Regions from separate parts of the Homo sapiens genome. Here region 2 is linked to region 1. The links are chromatin contacts, found by Hi-C or POLR2A ChIA-PET in ENCODE. All regions are on one chromosome and are shown on one strand. Each heading gives the region's core, a stretch centred on a gene start or an enhancer-like site at or near the end of the contact. The rest is flanking DNA. Distances are from core to core; before and after follow the strand shown. Region 1 holds the start of SMARCD2 (SWI/SNF related BAF chromatin remodeling complex subunit D2). Region 2 has its middle 15 kb from the start of PECAM1.

The links. Hi-C counts contacts between places; a loop is a spot of excess contacts on that map. ChIA-PET counts read pairs that join two places held with the same protein, here RNA polymerase II (POLR2A). Pooled maps may share reads with other maps.
Region 2: POLR2A ChIA-PET joins it to region 1 with 10 read pairs in activated B cell. The contact joins the enhancer-like site here to the promoter of SMARCD2 in region 1. A Hi-C loop is called at or near these places in 1 of 50 pooled maps. POLR2A ChIA-PET finds 5 or more read pairs at or near these places in 2 of 52 experiments (CD4-positive, alpha-beta T cell and activated B cell).

Annotation. Positions count from the first base shown.
Region 1 is chr17:63,840,651-63,845,767 of GRCh38, forward strand. SMARCD2 (SWI/SNF related BAF chromatin remodeling complex subunit D2) reads right to left here and starts at 2,035. Exons shown (of 13, transcript NM_001098426.2): 1 at 1,809-2,035. The coding sequence starts at 2,024. RefSeq lists an enhancer at 958-1,037, silencers at 1,758-1,987, 2,358-2,527 and a cis regulatory region at 3,637-4,026.
Region 2 is chr17:64,402,815-64,407,931 of GRCh38, forward strand. No RefSeq gene overlaps it. Among named protein-coding and RNA genes, the nearest start is that of PECAM1, 15 kb to the left of the region's middle. RefSeq lists enhancers at 1,854-1,963, 2,074-2,153. Within about 2 kb of position 1,982, at least 6 of the 41 ENCODE cell types and tissues checked have a DNase peak (open chromatin) inside an H3K27ac peak, as active enhancers do.

The sequences.
Region 1 (5,117 bases), core at 785-3,284:
GAACCCCTTTGTTTCCCAGATCTCAAGTCCCTTCTCCTGGCAGTCATACAACTGGACTTGGAAAGAAGGCAAATAGGATCCTCTTCAAACTCAGCCAAAGTTAGCTGGCTGGGTTCTCCTTCCCATCTACCTCTCCTGCCAGGAGGAGGAAAGCTAGTGGGATGGGAAACCCAGACTCAGGGCCATCTCCTACTTCCGCACAGCTAGCAGCCCAGGCCTAACCAGCCAGCCAGCTTGGCCTTGCCACAGGCCCAAGGCCACCCCCCACCAAAACATGTGGAATCCATCCTCTCAGGGGCTGTCCCAAGGGCACATTTCCTATGGCTTGCATGCCAAGGAAACTGGAGCGGCTTGTCTGTTCCAGGTCCTTCCAAGGCCAAAGGCCCACAGATGGTGCCCAGGCCAGGTCTCAGTGGGCAGGCCCAAGGGCTACAATGAATGATGCAGGGAGCCCTCAGCAACACCCTGGGCCCATGAATCCCCAACGGGGACAGCAAGGTGGGAGAGATGAGCCCCAGCTGGAATCCCTGGGACCAGGTCTGTCTCTGCCCATACCCAGACTCTCTTTTCTCTTGAGAAAGGAGGAAGAATGAGGAGTAAGAAGGAAAAAAAAATCCAGTCACTGTCCCTAGTTAAGCCATCTCCTTAGAAGTGAGGGCCCAGTGGGGCAGGTAGGCTGTGTATACTCCACGAGGATCCCTAAGGACCTCTGCCTGGAGACATGAGTCGAAAACAGAGGAAGCCCACAGCAAACCCGTAGATGAGCAAGAAGCCAGTGTCAAATGCTTGGGCACATGGCTTCGGACGTGGTGGAGTTAGAACCTGAAGGCCAAATAAAAATGCAGAGAGGGTGACAAGGCAGATGGGCACAGTTTCCAAGCCCTCTGGGGCAACCTGAACAGCAGACTAGAGCACTGGCAGGGTCAGGCTGAGGTCCTCACACACTGAGCAGAAGTCGCTGCTTTGCAAGGGCTTTTGAAGCTGCAATCTGAGCAGCTCTCAAAACCCCAAAGGGGTCAGGACAGCACTCTTTGAAGCAACTCTCGCAGACTCCTCCGGCCCCAGACCAGCAGGGCTCCACTCTGCACGTCCAGACTAATCAACTCCCGGACACGATGACAGGAGGCAGAAAGCCCAGAAGAGAGCCGGCCTGTGACTGGGCTGGGCCTCCCCTCAGGCCAGGCCACCACCGTCTCTGGTCTAAGCTGGAGTCCTCCCAGCGAAGGCGCCTGGCCCTGCCTCAGGAGTAAAGTCCGCCCGTGCACAAGCTGGAATCCCCTGGCCCTAGCCTCAGCGTCCCGTGCCCGTGGGAAGCCAGGCTCCTTCCTCCTTATTAGCAGCCGGGAGCCATCTCAGACACGCTAGAGCTCCGCCAGTTCCCAATCAGAAAAAACAGGGCAGACTTGGACTGGGACCAAGGCCGATGCAGGGTAACCCCGGTTTCTCAGCGAGGGCCCTTTCCCAAACTTTCTCATCACTTTCCAGCCCTCCTACCCTAGACTTCTCAACCCACCCGCCACAATTCACTGGCTCCCCAAACTCCTCCATCTCCCAGTCACTCGGAATCCCTGTGCCGCGGAAGCCCCCAGGCCTCCCAGCTGCTTCCAGCCCTCCGCTGCAGAACCTGCTTCCCCTTCCCACTTCTCCACCGCGACCCGCCGCAGCCCGAGGGTCCCGGCCCGCCCTCCACCGTCTCCCGGAGTTCCTCATGCATTCCCCAGGGCCCTCACTCGAGGCCCCTTCAGCCGCCGGCCCGGGCGCCCTCGCAGCGCCTCTCGCCCCCGTCCGCTCGCGTCCTCCTTGCTCACCTGGTACTGCGCCGCGGGGCCCGCGGGGCCCATGGGGCGGAAGGCGGCGGCCCCGGGGCCCCCCACGCCTCCTGCCGGACCCGGTCCCCGGAGCGCCGGTCCGGGCAGCATGCCGGGTCCCGCGGGGGGAGGCGGCGCTCCCAGGGCCGCAGCCACGGCGCCGCCGCCAGGGCTTAGCGGGGGCAGCGGGAACCCGCCCGCGCCTCGGCCCGACATCGCTCCGTCCCGTCCCGCGGTGCCGCGATCCGGACTCCGGGCTCCGCGTCGAGTCCACTCCGTGCTCTGTGCTCCGCGATCCGGGACTTGGCGATCTTAATTCCGGGTTCCGGGATTTGTCGATCCGGGCTCCGGGATTTCCTAATCCAAGTTCGCGAGTTCCTCACAGACCCGGTTCGGGACAGATTCCGCTCCTGCCCGGGAGATTCCGGATCCAGGATCTGCTGCGGGCCCGCCTTCCGTCCCCGGCCTCCGGAGGTTTGGCCGCCCGAGTCGAGTTACCCAGAGGCGGCTACGAACTCCCTGCCCCGCCCAACCCAGCCCAGCACTAGGCCCCGCCTCTACCTGGTGCCCAATGCTCGAGTGCCTCCTCGAATCCTGCCCCTCGCGAGACCCGCCCCCAGCGGGCACCGCCCCTAACTGCCGACCTCAGAGCCCCACCCCCCCACCTTTGGCCCAGCCTTTCGTCGGAGGGGCGGGAGCGGAAGCTGCGCGCGGAAGCGCCGAGTGAGGCGCGGGGTCAGAGGTCTAAGGTCACTTAGGGGCTTCACAGTGAATGAGCCGTTGCTACTACTCTCTCCCGGTATAGCACCCTCACCGAATTCCGCGGCCACACTCCCCGAAAATAGTTTTGTCAAGTCTCCTTTCTGCATCTTCGGCGTTAAAGACTCAACTCAGAGTCGGTAGCTGTGGCTCACGCCTGTAATCCCAGCGCTTTGGGAGGCTGAGGCGGGCGGATCCCCTGAGGTCAGAAGTTCGAGACCAGCCTGGCCAACATGGTGAAAACCCCGTCTCTACTAAAAATACAAAAATTAGCCGAGTGTGGTGACGGGCGCCTGTAATCCAAGCTACTCGGCAGGCTGAGGCAGGAGAATCGCTTGAACCTTGGAGGCAGAGGTTGCAATGAGCCGAGATCGCCCCACTGCACTCCAGCCTGGGCGGCAAGAGTGAAACTCATCAAAAAAAAAAAAAAAAAAAAAAAAGACTCAGCTGCTCTGTGGGGCAGAACAGCAGCCAACTCAACTTCCTGTAAAAGCTCATGCTGGTAGCTCGGAACTGCCAAGGGACCTAGGAGGCTCCAGACTTGACCCAGCTGGTGAACGGTCGACTTGGCCAAGGCTGAGTTCTACCGCACATTTTTAACGTGGCTCCGCCTCACTTTAAGGAAGCCTGGTACTTTACTCCCCAGAAAATGCTTCTAGTCAAAAGAAATTTGGCTTATGAGAAACCTCCCCGCAGTTTAAAAAAAGAGGTCTTTCTCCAGTATTTATAGCACTTAATTTTCAAAAATGCAGTATCTTTTCAGGTACACTGTGCTGTATCAAAGTATTCAAAAATGCGTCAGCTGTGCCAGGGAGCCTACCCTCTGATGGTCTGGATCTCCTCGCCGTGATATGGACCAGTGCTGCTTAAACTTTAATGAGCACATAAAAAACACTCGAGGCTCTTATTAAAAATGCAGATTGTGGCAGGGCCCAGGACTCTGCATTTGTAACAAGCTGCCAGCGATGCTGTTGCTTCTCAGACCACACTGTCAAGAAGCCGGGATCTAGACTTTTTTTTTTTTTTAGTTTTTTTACTATAATTGCTTTATTTTTCCAGCCCCAACCAAGTAATACTTCCTTCCTTGCATCATAGCACCCCAGATCTTTTTTACAGTATAGTTCTCCAGTGCTTTTTAGAAATTAGTTCTCCTCATGCCTCTAGTGATAAACACCGCTGCTGCTGTTTTCTTACCTCCTGAACTTAGAGATCCCACTCTATTGCCCCAAGAGTCGATAACCTGTCAGTCTGGGGACTGGCCACTGGAATTGTTAAAGTCACTGAATCATGGCCCCTCCCATCCCTGTAAAGTGGGTTAAGAGTTCATGATAAGGCAGCTAATATCCATTTCAATCCTTTTAAGCTTCTAGAACAACAGTAATTCTCAAAGTGATAGGGGCAGTGGAGAATCAGAGTCCTCTGGGAAGCTACTCCAAAATACCTCCGCCAGCCACCCCTCCAATCCAATGGCTCTCAGTATTGTATTTGAAAAATAAGCTTCCTAGGTAATTCTGATGCGACCCAGTGGGTCGCATCAGAAAACACAAGATTTTTTCTACCCTAGAAAAGGGGCAAGCTAATAAGTGCATTTAAAAGCAGATCAGCTGGGTGGAGTGGCTCACACCTGTAATCCCAGCACTTTGGGAGGCCAAGGTGAGTGGATCACTTGAAGTCAGGAGTTCGAGACCAGTCTGGCCAAGATGGTGAAACCATGTCTCTACTAAAAATATAAAAATTAGCTGGGCGTGGTGGTGCACACCTGTAATCCCAGCTACTCAGGAGGCTGAGGCACGAGAATTGCTTGAACCCAAGAGGCAGTGGTTGCAGTGAGCAGAGATCGTGCCACTGCACTCCAGCCTGGGTGACAGAGTAAGACACTGTCTCAATAATAATAAAGCAGATCAAACGGTTAAATATAACTCAGTTCCTGTCAATCCCTTGTTTAAAACCCTCCCCAGCTCCCCATTGCTCTTAGATTGAATGTCACACTCCCTCCTGTGACATTTAAGGCTCTGCAGGACCTGGTCCCTGCTTACCTCCTTGGGTTCATTTTAAATCACTGCCTTTGGCTCTCCAAGCATTGGCCCAGATGGTCTCCTTGCAGTTTTTCAAACTACCCATCCCCTTCCCATCTCAGAGCCTCTCTGTTCTCTCACACCCTACTTCCCACCAAGTGATTATCACAGTACATCATTACTTAAGTGTGTGCTGATTTACTGTCTGATGTGGCTCACCCACTAAAATATAAACTCTACGAAGGCAGGATCTTTTTCTCTCTCAATTTATCTTTTTATTTTAAAATTTGTATTTTTTTAAGACAGTGATTTGCTAGGTTGCCCAGGCTGGCCTCAAACCCCTGGGCTCAAGTGATAGTTCCTGAATAGCTGAGTAGGTATACACCACACCTGGCTATTTTTTTAAATTGAAGTGAGATTTACGTAATAAAATTAACTGTTTGAAATTGCACAATTCAGTGGTATATATTACATTCACAATGTTGTGCAACACCTCCTCTACCTAGGTCCAAAATTTTGGGGTCCAAAATAATGA
Region 2 (5,117 bases), core at 732-3,231, 560 kb after region 1:
TACAAACTGAATGTTTGCATCCCCGCGACAATTCACATGTTGGAACCAACTCCCCAGTGTGATAGTACTTGCAGGTGGAGCCTTTGGAGGTGGTTATGTCATGAGGGTGGAGGCCTCATGAATGGGACTGGTGCCCTTATGAAAGGGACCATAAGAAAATCCCTAGGCCCGGTGCGGTGGCTCACGCCTGTAATCCCAGCACTTTGGGTGGCCAAGGTGGGCAGATCGACGTGAGGCCACGAGTTTGAGACCAGCCTGGACAACGTAGCAAAATCCTATCTCTACTAAAAATACAAAAATTAGCTGGCATGGTGGCGCGCCTGTAGCCTCAGTTACTTGGGAGGCTGAGGCACGAGAATCACTTGAACCCAGGAGGCAAAGGTTGTGGTCAGCCGAGACCGCGCCACTGCACTCCAGCCCGGGTGACAGGGCAAGACTCCTTCTCAAAACAGAAAAAAAAAAAAAAAAGGCAAGAAAAGAATTCCCTAGTCCTTTCCATCATGTGAGGACACAGCAGAGAGACAGCCATCTATAAATGAGGAAGTAGGCCTCACCAGACACTGGAGCTGCTGGAGCTTTGATGCTGGACTTCCCAAACTCCAGAACTGTGAGAAATACATTTTTGTTGTTTCTTTTTTTTTTTTTTTTTTGAGATGGAGTCTCATTCTTGTTGCCCAGGCTGGAGTGCAATGGCACAATTTCAGCTCATTGAAACCTCCGCCTCCCGGGTTCAAGCGATTCTCCTGCCTCAGCCAGCTGAGTAACTGGGATTACAGGCATGAGCCACCATGCCTGGCTAATTTTGTGTTTTTAGTAGAGATGGGGTTTCTCTGTGTTGGTCAAGCTGATCTTGAACTCCCAACCTCAGGTGATCCACCTGCCTCAGCCTCCCAAAGTGCTGGGATTACAGGCGTGAGCCACCGCGCCCGGCCCATTTTTGTTGTTTCTAAGGCACCCAGTCCAAACAAACTAAGACACCATATAGGGCAACATTCACAGGTTCCAGGGGTCAGGGCCTGATATCCTTGGGGGTCATCAGCAGCCTACCACAGGGGTATCATGACCCATATTACAGATGGGGAGCTGAGGGCCAGGAGGTGAAACATCAACCAAGTTCCCAGCACCACATCTGCCTGCCTGTGTCTGCCTGGCTTGCTACAAGGCTTCTGTGACTGACCTTTTACAGCACCTTTCTGGGCAGAAGGCTCAGACCCAGTCCCTGACCTGACACACATGAGTCATGAGACCAGAGCCAGCTTCATAGATGTGTGACCCGTGCCGTCACAGGGGCCCTGTGCTCAGAAGCTGCCATGCTTGGTTTGATGCCTTGCTGTCGCCACCTTGAAATTCCTGATAATTTTGAATTTTCATTTGCACTAGACCCACAAATTATGTAACTGGTCCTACATGTGACACTGAGCAAGAAAAGGGAGAGTTGAGATGAGGTGGGTAGAAGCTGCCCTGCCCACGGCCTCACCTCAGACCTGAAAAGTACCTGACACCCCGATCCTGCACAGCCTAAATAATTGCATTGTTTTATATGAAAGAAGAACTAGACTTTTTTCCACTTTCGGTGGAAATTATAGGGAGGTATATTTCAGCCAGAACTGTGCAACACAGCAGGTAAGGAAAGTTTTGCAAATGTTTTAAAAGGCCAGATGAGACTGGGCATGGTGGCTCATGTCTGTAATCCCAGCACTTTGGGAGGCCACAGCAGGCGGATCACCTGAGGCCAGGGGTTTGAGACTAGCCTGGGCAACATGGCGAAACCCTGTCTCTATTAAAAAAATACAAAAAGGTCAGGCGCAGTGGCTCATGCCTGTAATCCCAGCACTTTGGGAGGCTGAAGCAGGTGGATCACTTGAGGTCAGGAGTTTGAGACCAACTTGGCCAACATGGTGAAACCCCGTCTATACTAAAAATACAAAAATTAGCCAGGCGTGGTGGCATGCGCCTGTAGTTTCAGCTACTCAGAGGGCTGAGGCAAGAGAATCGAGTAAACCTGGGAGGCGGAAGTTGCAGCGAGCCGAGATTGCACCACCACACTCCAGCCTGGGCCACAGAGCGAGACTCTGTCAAAAAAAGAAAAAAGAAAAAGCCAGCTGAGAGAGAGGGAGGTGATTCCTAAAGCTGCGGAGTCTCCTCTGGGCCCACCTGAGGCAAACCCAGCCTCCACCAAGAGGCAAGTTTTGTGTCAGTTCCCAAGAACTCCAGAAGCCATGTGGGCCACTCCTTCTTCTTTTAGGGGGAGAATGTAGCTGTCAAATATCTCTTCATCTTATTAATAAAGCTAACAAGGAGCCAAGTATTTGTCAAAACCAATGCCAGGGGTCAGAGCAGTGTCCCGCTGATTGCCACAGCTGAAGACAAAGGAAAAGGAAGGAAGACTGTCATCGTCAATGTGGTTGCCATTGCAAAGGTGGCTAGGTGGCCTCTGTCACTGTGGGCTGGGAATCATAGCTCTAGTCTGATGCTAAAAAGGACCATGCAACTGTTCATGGAGCGCACAAATGACTGCCCAGACAACATAAAAAAACAGCATCTGGCCGGGCACGGTGGCTCACACCTGTAATCCCAACACTTTGGGAGGCTGAGGTGGCCGGATCACTTGAGATCAGGAGTTCGAGACCAGCCTGACCAACATGGTGAAACCCCATGTCTACTAAAAATACAAAAATTAGCCGTGCGTGGTGGCACAAGCCTGTAGTCGCAGCTATTCAAGAGGCTGAATCACTTGAACCCAGGAGGCGGAGGTTGCAGTGAGCCAAGATTGCACCACTGCACTCCAGCCTGGGTGACGGAGGGAGACTCCGTCTCAAAAAAAAAAAGGTGTCTGTGTTCCCACTGTGGAAACCTAAGCAGATTGGCTGGACAAACTTTAGAATGACAGGGACCCCAAAAACAGAAAGAAAAGCAAAATGCAGCCTAGTCTATCCCCAGGGGCGGTGGGGTCGTCTGGGGACAACAGAAGGATGAAGGCCCAGGATGAGGCAGAAAGGAGCTGATCTGGGGGTGAGGGAAACAGGGAGAGACTGACTGGTTGACTTTGGGAGGGGTGTCAGGGACGCTGGGGCCACTACCATGACTCTGAGGGAGACACAAGTTTTTCATGGGTTTTTCTCTGTGCAGAGTGGTGTAAGTCTGCTCTCACATCTCCCTTCCAGCAACCTTCAAGCAACCTCTAGTAGAGATTTGAAGTGGGATTTCTTTCTTTTCTTTTTTCTTTTTTTTTTTTTTTTTGAGATAGGGTCTGGATCTGTCACCCAGGTTGGAGTGCAGTGGCACAATCTTGGCTCACTGCAACCTCCACCTCCTGGGTTTAGGCGATTCTCGTGCCTCAGCCTCCCGAGTAGCTGGGATTACAGGCATACACCACCATGCCCAGCTAATTTTTTGTATTTTTAGTAGAGATGGGGTTTTGCCATGTTGGCCAGGCTGGTCTCGAACTCCTGACCTCAAGTGATCCACCCACCTTGGCCTCCCAAAAAAGTGCTGGGATTACAGGCCTGAGCCACTGCCCCCGGCCTTAGAGTGGGGTTTCTGTTCTCATTTGACTGTGTCATGGTTCTGAGACGAATCCTCAGGTGAGAAAGCAACGGGCCTGGCTTCCTTGGGCTCCTCAGCCATGGCCCTCCCAGAGCCCACCATGCCTGGAGGACCCAGCATGGGCCACAGACATGCACCTTCATTCTCACAAGTTCATCCGAGAGGAGGAGGAAGGAAAAGCCAAGGAAACCCAAAAGGCAGGTTAGAGAAAGAAGTCACTCTGTGTCCGCAAAGAGCTCCCCTCCCCTGGCCCTGTGCCCTTCACTCTCTATAGGTCAAGGTTTTGCTGGACTGTTTCCAGTGTTTGAGCCTGAATCCACCACGCCGGGGCTCCCTGATGCACTAATCCGGTGTTCAAAGAAGGGAAGGGCTGTGTGGCCCTGAACCTGTGCCTACACAGCAGAAAGAATTCCAACCTTTCCTTATCAGACATAAAGTGGATCTACAAAGGGTCACATTAGAGAGTTTTCCTTTTTAAATGGCTCTACAAATGTTCTGAGGTAGGCGGCGGAACTCAACTCCAAAGGTAGGGCTTGGACACTGGACCAAATTGAAGACTAGCTAAACAGGGACTGAGAGAAAGCAGCTTTCCATAAGACACGCCCACCAGTGTGCCGTGTCAGTTTACCGTTACCATGACAACACCGGAAGTTACCACCCCTTTCCATGGCAATGACCTGACAACCCAGAAGTTACCACCCTTTTTCTAGAAATTTCTGTATAGTCTGGCCCTTAATTTGCATATAACTAGATGGGCACACATATGATGCAGAACTGCCCTGAGCTGGTGCTCTGGGCACACTGCCTATAGGGTAGCCCTGCTCCACAAGGAGCAGTCTGTCTGCTGCTGCTGTGCACTGCCGCTTCAATAAAAGTTGCTGTCTAACACCACCGGCTCCCCTAGCTTGCCCTTGAATTCTTTCCTGGGCAAAGCCAAGAACCCTGCCAGGCTAAGCCCCAATTCTGGAGTTCACCTGCCCTGCATCAGTTGCACGTAGCACAGTTTCATTAGTTTGGCCTTGAGGGGCCAAGAGCAATCCTGCTTTGCACCACCCACCATGAAAGGGAGCAGGAGCTGGCGGGGTGCGGTGGCTCACGCCTGTAATCCCAGCACTTTGGGAGGACGAGGCGGGAGGATCACCTGAGGTCAGGAGTTCGAGACCAGCTTGGTCCAACATGATGAAACACCATCTCTACTAAAATTACAAAAATTAGCCAGGCATGGTGGCAGGCACCTGTAATCCCAGCTACTAGGGAGGCTGAGGCAGGAGAATCACTTGAACCCAGGAGGCAGAGGTTGCAGTGAGCCAAGATCACACCACTGCACTCCAGCCTGGGTGACAGAGCGAGACTCCATCTCAAAAAAAAAAAAAGAAAAGAAAAGAAAAAAGAAAGGGAGGATGAGCTGCCCTGGGGGAGGTTTGTGGACTTCTGAACTCATGTGAGCCAAGTCTACCAAGCCTCAGCTCACCAGCCTGTAGATTGCTCCTCATAAGGCCACTGCGGGCCTCAATATCATAAAACTCTATAGGGATATGGGTCACGTTAAGTATTGTCCTTTGACCTCATAT